Linked DNA regions of Homo sapiens: region 1 is linked to region 2. Evidence: read pairs that join two places in POLR2A ChIA-PET (ENCODE). Cell type or tissue: Panc1. All regions are shown on one strand. Each heading gives the region's core, and the rest is flanking DNA. Links, peaks and the distances in the headings are about the cores only.

Region 1 (4,401 bases), core at 100-4,099, 500 kb after region 2:
GCAGATAAAAATCCAAGTGAGTGAAAACAAATCCAATTTGTAACAAAAATGTTAAAAACCTGATACTTTTAAGCTGAAGTCTTTTCCTGGTCCTTCATTTATTTACCTTCAAGGTTTCTGAACTAATCTTGAGATATTTTAGAATCAAATATCTGATTTTAACAGATATGTGACTGGTCTAATACATAGCTGATAACTACTAAGTAACGGAGTAACTAAGGTAAAACACAATTCTCTCTGGATTTGTTTCAAATTTCTTCTCCTGAAGACACGTGACATACAATTCACGATGTGACTTTGAGTTTGGGGCAGCGTTTGCAAACTGCGGTTCACAGGCCAAATTCAACCCACTGTGAAAGTTGAAAAACAATCAAAATAAGACTATTTTGTGACGTGAAAATTACATAAAATTCAAATATTGTTGTCCATAAATAAAATTTTATTGGAACACAGCCATACTCATTCGTTTACACATTTATTTTCTATGACTGCTTTTACACTGCAACAGCAGTTATGACGGTGATGACTGGACCCACACAACCTAAAATATTTATTATCTGGATTTATATGAAAAAAGTTTGCTGACCTCTGGTCTAGTGTGAACTAGAACAAGGAACTCAGAAATAGGAATTTAAGAGCTTGATCAACTACTTTTTATAAGCAATATTAGCCATTTAAAAATCAATTAAGAATTCTATGAAAGCTGATAAAAATGGGGAAACTATATTTCAAGCTGTGATATATTTAGTAAAATGTATAATTCTATGAATGCATCTGAAGTGTTCCACTAAATAACATCAGATTAACAACAGATAAAAGACTTGTGCTGGGCCGGGCTCCGTGGCTCACACCTGTAAATCCTAGCACTTTGGGAGGCGGAGGCAGGCGGATCATGAGGACAGGAGATCAAGACCATCCTGCCTAACGTGGTGAAACCCCCCTCTACTAAAAATACAAAAAATTAGCCAGGCATGGTGGCATGCACCTGTAGTCCCAGCTACTTAGGAGGCTGAGGCAGGAGAATCGCTTCAACTCAGGAGGCGGAGGTTGCAGTGTGCCAAGATTGCGCCACTGCACTCCAGCCTGGGGGACAAGAGCAAAACTCTGTCTCAAAAAAAAAAAAAAAAAAAGAAAAAGAAAAAAAGAAAAAAAGATTTGTGCCACAAAATGATATATTATTATTGAATCTGAGGGAGGAAATGGAAGTTATGTATAGGCCTTCCACATTTATGAGTTGTATTTTTCAAGAGATTCATGGACATTTAGCAAAATTATAGCAGGAACTACCTGACATGCAATTTAGGGAAATATGCATAAATTTCCACCTTTAAATGTTCGTAATTGTTGTCAAGAACCACTCATTTAATCATCTGAAAGAACTGTGGAAATTATATGCAGTAAATTAAACCAGACCATGAAGGTTATCTAAGTGTCCATCTGTTACAGCCTTCAAGTGTAGAGCAATGACTAATAACATAGTCATTTTTCTCCCTCCTCTTTCTTCTTTCCTTCCCCTTGCTTTTTAAATTCATCCTGCCCCTGTGTTTTGCCCCTGAATATCTGTCAATACTATTTGCATTTTGACTGAACCACATCAATGTGTAAATCCTGTAATGTAAGCTGATTATGTTTTTTCCCTCTAATTCTGGTACAGTGTCTAAAACAAGGCTAAGCATGAGAGCTTGACGAATGATTATGAAAACAACATGCCCAGAAGTCGATCCTCTGTTGTGTGTTATTAACATCTCCTACAAATATTCCAAGTCTGAATTTTATATGTAGAGACAATGCCTTACAACATCTACAATGCAAGACTGTCTATATGTAAAACTAATACTGTAAAGGTTTAACTTTGGTGTGAAAATAGAAAAAACACAGAACAAAAAAACCTGGGTACTTGGGTTTAAAGAAAAGATCCAAGGTGCTCCCCTACTCCATTTCCAGAAGGAATTCACCATGGATAAAGCAATATAATTTGAAGAATATACCATAAAATGATATTACAACAAAAATATTTACAAAGCTCATTTCAGCAATCTCAAAAAGAATAAGCACATTGATTCTAGGTGACAAAAGCTGTCACCAGTAAAAATTACAGGCTTATTTACAAAGAGTCTCTTGTCCTCTTTCCAAACGTAATTTATAAAATTAAATCCAAATATGGTTACAATAAAATGTTAGACACAGTTTTACAAGGACTACTAATGTAATTTTGAAAAGAGAAAAGCGGCATTTGCCAAATCTGTCAAAAGCCTGGACAGGAGTTTGACAAATCTGCCAGCAGATCAAGGTTCTTTTGATAAAGATCTCCTAGGTTGAGGTCTTCAAGGTGTGACTACGAAATATTAATAATTAATTGGTTAACTAACAAATACTTAATGAGTGCCTTCGCTGTATCCAGATACTACTCTAGGCCCTGAAACTAAAGCAAACAAGACAAACAAAATACCTGCTCACATGGAGCTCTTACAGTCTACTGCTGGGAAAAAGTAATTAATTTAACAAGGAAAAATAATAGTTGGTGCTAAGTGCTCTGCTGAGAATTATAATAACATAATAATTTAATAGATATTGTGATAATGTAATAGAGCACCTAGATAGTTACTCTAGACTGCCTGATCAGGAAGCGCCACTCTGAGTAGGTGACGTTTGAACTGAGTACTTAATGTTAAGACAGAGCCAGCTGGCCGGGCCTGGTGGCTCATGCCTGTAATCCCAGTGTTTTGGGAGGCTGAGGCGGGCGGATCAAGAGCTCAGGAGTTCGAGATCAGCCTGGTCAACATGGTGAAATCCCGTCTCTGCTAAATATACAAAAGTTAGCTGGGTGTGGTGGCAGGCGCCTGTAATCCCAGCTACTCAGAAGGCTGAGACAGGAGAATCATTTGAACTCAGGAGGTGGAGGATGCAGTGAGCTGAGATCGCACCACTGCACTCTAGCCTGGGTGACAGGGCGAGACTCCAGCTCAAAAAAAAAAAAAAAGAAAGAAAGAAAGCCAGCCAATCAGAAGGACAGGACAGAAAGGAAAAGAACAGCTAACACAAACGGCTAAGTAAGACAGAATGAGTGTGGCCTACTGAGGAACAGAATGAAGGCTGGTGTGGGTGGGGCAGCATAAACTATAGGGGAGTAAATAGTAGAAGACCTGGTGGCCACCAGCCATGGTAAGTAATCTGAATTTCATTCTATGTGCCAGGGAAAAAGCTATTGGAAGATTTAAGCAGGAAAGTGGCCTGACTTCTTTTCAAAAGGCCTCTAGCTGGTGAGTGAGGGACAAGGTGGAAACTCTGAGCCCTGTTAGAAGCTTATGGCAGTAAGGATGAAAATGTATACTCCAATGGAGGCAGAGCGAAGAAAAATGCAAAGAAAGAATCAGGATATGTTTTCGAGGTAGTGACAACAGGACTTGATGGATGAGATATAGGGGTGAAAAAAATAAATAAATCAGAATACTGCTAGGCCTTTGTGAAATTGGGTAGTTGGTGGTTTAATTTATGGAGACAGGAAAGTTTGGAGAAAAAGCAGGTTTGGAGAATAATTCAGTAGCTGGGTCTTGTTTACATTTGACATCCCTATTAAATAACTAAGTAAAGATTTAAAGAAGGCAGCCACATATGTTAAGCTTTGAGCTCCAGGATCAGGTTTGAGTTACTGGCAGAAATGGTTCTCAAAGCCCAAATGGAAAAGCTGCTTATTTGTAGCTCCAAGTAACCAGTGTTCTTTAAAAGAGTAAACTTTGGAAAACTAATAGACACAATTTCATAATGATATATAAACAAAAGACTTTCTAAATTATGAGTCTCTTTAAGCCGATAACAGATTATTCCTTTAGAGATGAGATTCTTACCACTGATAATGAGAATGCGAAATATAAGCACACAGGCTCTGGTTTCAGACTGCCTGCATATGAATCACAGCTCCCCTATTTACCAATTAAATAGATAGTATTGGGTGAATTAAATTAAATAGTATTAAGTAAATCACTTAATTTCTCAGTGTCTCAACTTCCTCATCAGTAAAATAAAGATAACAACAGTAACTACCGCTGGTGTACTTGGGAAGATTAAATTAACTAGAACATGTAAAGCAATCAAAACAGCATCTGGCAGGTAGTTAAGTGCTCAACAAATGCAAGCTGGTATTATTACTATTATTATTATTATCATTATTATTTTGAGATGGAGTTTTGTTCTTATTGCCCAGGCTGGAGTGCAGTGGCACGACCTCGGCTCACTGCAACCCCCGCCTCCTGGGTTCAAGCAATTCTCCTGCCTCAGTCTCCTGAGTAGCTGGGATTACAGGTGCGTGCCACCACGCCCAGCTAATTTTTTGTAGTTTTAGTAGAGACAGGGTTTCATCACATTGGCCAGGCTGTTCTCAAACTCCTGACCTCAGGTGATCCA
Region 2 (4,401 bases), core at 261-4,260:
AGGTAGGCCTTCCTCACCTTGGGGAGACTGCTACAGGCACTTCCTAACTGGTCTCTCCTTTCCATCAGCATTCCTCCAGCTGCCGCTTCATAGTATGAGGTGAGTCTAGGGGAACGTGAGCTCAGTTTTTGGGGGAGAGGTGGATATGTGTTCCAGGAAAACTCTCCGTGTTTTTCCTCTGCTCTTACATCACCACCACAACAATCATCATCACAGAAGAATTCTGGGACCAAATGTGAGGGGGTTCCTCCCTACCACCAAGCAGCGGACACCAGCTGGGTATCCTCCTATTCAATTCCAACACTGTCTACCTGAGGAAGACACACCGGCACCAGTCATATGTCTTGGACTCCAGAACTTCTGACCAACCACTTTCAAGTTGGGGTTGCCATGATCCCATCTTTGGGTTTGAATAACTTGCTGGAGCAGCTCACAGAACTCATGGAAACATGTTTCCTGGTTTATTATAAAGGATGTTGCAAAGGCTACAAGGAAGAGATGTGTAGGGCAAAGTATGGGAGGAGGGGCACAAAGCTTCCATGCCCTCCAGAACCTCCACGAACGTGGTCAGCTATCTAGAAGCTCTCCAAACCCAGTTCTATTGGCCTTTATGGGAACTTTATGTTATCAGCATTCCTTCCTCCAAGGGATGGGGCAGGAGCTCTCAGGAGGTATTTAAGACCCACAATCAGCAAGATTAGAGTTCTGCCTTGGGGCAGGTGAAAGGAGAGCAGGAGAGGCCAGAGAGATTCTGTTTCCTGAGGCCTGCCCCTGAGGCCTAACACAACTGGCATTATAACAAAAGACTTAACAAGGCTATGGGAGTCAGGGACCGTGCTTGAAAATGTGTGTATGTATGTGTGTGTATACCTCGTAACACCACAATACGCAAGTGACTTACAGCAGTCAGAAATTAGGGGCTGAAAATCAGAATTGCAGTCATTTGCAAAGAATAAGAGAAGAAATCTATGAGTAGATGCAATCGGAGAAGGAAAGAGTATACTACAGAAAGCAAAGGATCAAACTTGGGAATTATCATATTGGGTTAGAACTGTGTACAGGGAGGAGTCAAAGAGTGTGTATGCATCTAAATATACACATAAATGCATAGATACACAGAATTTTTAAATTTCTGATGCAGTTCTCTGCAAATCAGGAGACCTGAGTTCAAAACTTTGCTGACACACCATGTAACTTTGGACAAGTTACTTAACGTTGGGAGACCAATTTAATATACCCACGTGGGTTAGACAGGTAACTGAGTAAAGCTGGCAACCTGAAGAGAAAAGCAAACACTGAGAAGGCCACTAGCTCTCGCCTGCTGTTTCCAGGACAGCAAACAGCAAAGAGGTGGCACAGTATAGCAGTTATAACCATGAACTCTTTTGTGTGGATGTTAAGTTTTCATTTCCCTAGGGTAAATACCTAGGAGAGGGATTGCCGGGTTGTATAGTAAACATATGTTTATTTACAAGAAATGGCCAAACTGTTGTCTAGAGTGTCTGTACCATTTTGTACACCCACCAGCAATGTATGAATGTTCTAGTTATTCCATATCCTCACCAGCACTTGGTATTGTCATTTTTTGTTTTTAATTTTAGCCATTCTAACTGGTGTGGTTTTGATTTACATTTCCCCAACAGCTAATGATGATCTTTTCACATGCCTATTTGCCACCCATCTTTCTCTGAAGAATTGCTTCTTTTCCCCATTGTTTTGTTTTCTTATTGTTGTAGTGAAAATCTTTATATATTCTGAACACAAATCCTTTGTTGGTATGTTTTGCAAGTACAGTATTTTTCCCCAGTATGTAGCTTGTCTTTCCCTTCTATTAAGTGTCTTTTGCAGAGCAAAATTTTTAAATTTAAGATTTTTTTTTTTTTTTTTTTGAGATGGAGTCTCTCTCTGTCACCCAGGCCGGAGTGCAGTGGTGATCTCGGCTCACTGCAACCTCTGCCTCCCAGAGTCAAGTGATTCTCTTATCTCAGCCTCCCAAGTAGCTGGGATTACAGGCGCACGCCACCAAGCCCGACTAATTTTTGTATTTTTAGTAGAGAGGGGGTTTCACCTTGCAGGCCAGGCTGGTCTCAAACTCCTGACCTCGTGATCTGCCCGTCTCGGCCTCCCAAAGTGCTGGGATAATAGACATGATTCATTCTTATGGATTGTGCTTTTCATATGTCTAAGAACTATGGCCTAACCCAAGATCATGAAAATTTTCTCCTGTTTTCTATTAGTTTTATAGGTTTACATTGCACATTTAGCTGTATGATGCATTGAGTTAATTTTTGTATAAGGTTTGAGGTATATAGGTTGAGATTAATTTCTTTGTATATGGGTATCTAGTTGTTCCAACAGTGTATGTTGAAAAGACTATCCTTTCTCTATTGAATTGCCTTTGAAACTTTGCTCAAAACAACTGCCCATTATTTGTGGGGGTCTATTTTTTTCATTTTATTTATTTATTTTAGTTGTTTTATTTCCATAGGTTATTGGGGAACAGGTAGTGTTTGGTAACCTGAGTAAGTTCTTTAGTGGTGATTTGTGAAATTTGGGTACACCCATCACCCGAGCAGTATATACTGCACCCAATTTGTAGTATTTTATCCTTCACCCCCTTCCCACTCTTTCCCCGAGTCCCCACAGTCCATTGTCTCATTCTTATGCCTTTGCATCCTCATAGCTTAGCTCCTACTTATGAGTGAGAACATACGATGTTTGGTTTTCCATTCCTGAGTTACTTTACTTAGAAAAATAGTCTCCAATATTATCCAGGTCGCTGCGAATGCCATTCATTCATTCCTTTTTATGGCTGAATATCATATATATATATATATCTCACAGTTTCTTTATCCACTCATTGATTGATGGGCATTTGGGTTGGTTCCACATTTTTGCAATTGCAAATTGTGCTGCTGTAAACATGTGTGTGCAAGTTATCTTTTTCTTACAATGACTTTTTTTTTTTTGAGATGGAATCTTGCACTGTCACCCAGACTGGAGTGCAATGGCACAATCTCACCTCACTGCAATCTCCGCCTCCTGGGGTCAAGCCATTCTCCTGCCTCAGCCTCCCGAGTAGCTGGGATTACAGGTGCCCACCACCATGCCCAACTAATTTTTGCATTTTTAGCAGAGACGGGGTTTCACCATGTTGGCCAGGCTGGTCTCGAACTCCTGACCTCAGGTGATCCACCTGCCTTGGCCTCCCAAAGTGCTGAGATTACAGGTGTGAGTCACCGTGACCAACCAATGACTTCTTTTCCTCTGGGTAGGTACCCAGCAGTGGGACTGCTGGATCAAATGGTAGTTCTACTTTTAGTTCTTGAAGGAATCTCCACACTGTTTTCCACAGTGGTTGTACTACTTTACATTCCCACCAGCTGCATAGACGCGTTCCCTGTTTACAGCATCCATGCCAATATCTTTTTTTCTTTTTAATTTTTTGATTATGGCCATTCTTGCAGGGGTAAGATGGTATCACATTGTGGTTTTGATTTGCATTTCCCTAATCATTAGTGATGTTGAGCATTTTTTCATATGTTTGTTGGCCATTTGTATATCTTCTTTTGAGAATTGTTTATTCATGTCCTTAGCACACTTTTTTTTTGTGGTAGAACAAAATTTGATTGTTTATATGCCCTGAATTTTTTTAAATTATACTTTGAGTTCTAGGGTACATGTGCACAACGTGCAAGTTTGTTACATATGTATACATGTGCCATGTTGGTGTGCTGCACCCATTAACTTGTCAATTACATTAGGTATATCTCCTAATGCTATCCCTCCCCCCGCCCTGCACCCCACGACAGGCCCCGGTGTGTGATGTTCCCCACCCTGTGTCCAAATGTTTTAATTGTTCAGTTCCCACCTGTGAGTGAGAACATGCGGTGTTTGGTTTTCTTTCCTTGCAACAGTTTGCTCAGAATGATGGTTTCCAGCTTCATCCATGTCCCTACAATGGACATGAGCTCATCCTTTTTTATGGCTGCATAGTATTCCATGGGCACACTTTTTGATGGGATTTTTTTCTTGCTAATTTGAGTTTGTTGTAGATTCTGGATATTAGTCCTTTTTCAGATGTATAGATTGTGAAGATTTTCTCCCACTCTGTGGGTTGTCTGTTTGCTGATTGTTCCTTTTGCCGTGAAAAAAGCTCTTTAGTTTAATTGTCCCAAATATTTATCTTTGTTTTTATTGCATTTGCTTTTGGGTTCTTGGTCATGAAATCCTTGCCTAAGCCAGTGTCTAGAAGGGTTTTTCTGGTGTTATCTTCTAGAATTTTTATAGTTTCAGGTCTTAGATCTAAGTCCTTGATCCTTAAAAGTCCTTGATAAAAAATATTTTTGTTAAGCACTATGTAACACACTGCATGCCACATAATACACTGCATAACATTCT

What was found. ChIA-PET counts read pairs that join two places held together with the same protein. Peaks named below come from ENCODE experiments on the same cell type or tissue, not always from the same donor. Only the 100,000 strongest peaks of a DNase experiment are listed, where the experiment ranks them.
Region 1: POLR2A ChIA-PET joins it to region 2 with 9 read pairs; 5 of 35 experiments call an interaction of 5 or more read pairs at or near these places.

What each region holds. Positions count from the first base shown.
Region 1 is chr3:99,822,505-99,826,905 of GRCh38, reverse strand. All of the region lies in intron 1 of CMSS1 (cms1 ribosomal small subunit homolog), which reads right to left. It overlaps HP09053 (a long non-coding RNA gene), which reads left to right and starts at 3,041. Exons shown (of 3, transcript NR_110821.1): 1 at 3,041-3,162. All of the region lies in intron 1 of LOC105374010 (a long non-coding RNA gene), which reads right to left. In Panc1, for the core only: no CTCF peak of the experiment used is centred there; no DNase peak of the experiment used is centred there; H3K4me3 peaks cover 284 bases; H3K27ac peaks cover 1,696 bases.
Region 2 is chr3:100,327,158-100,331,558 of GRCh38, reverse strand. No RefSeq gene overlaps it. Among named protein-coding and RNA genes, the nearest start is that of NIT2, 5.4 kb to the left of the region's middle. RefSeq lists a silencer at 3,127-3,357. In Panc1, for the core only: no CTCF peak of the experiment used is centred there; no DNase peak of the experiment used is centred there.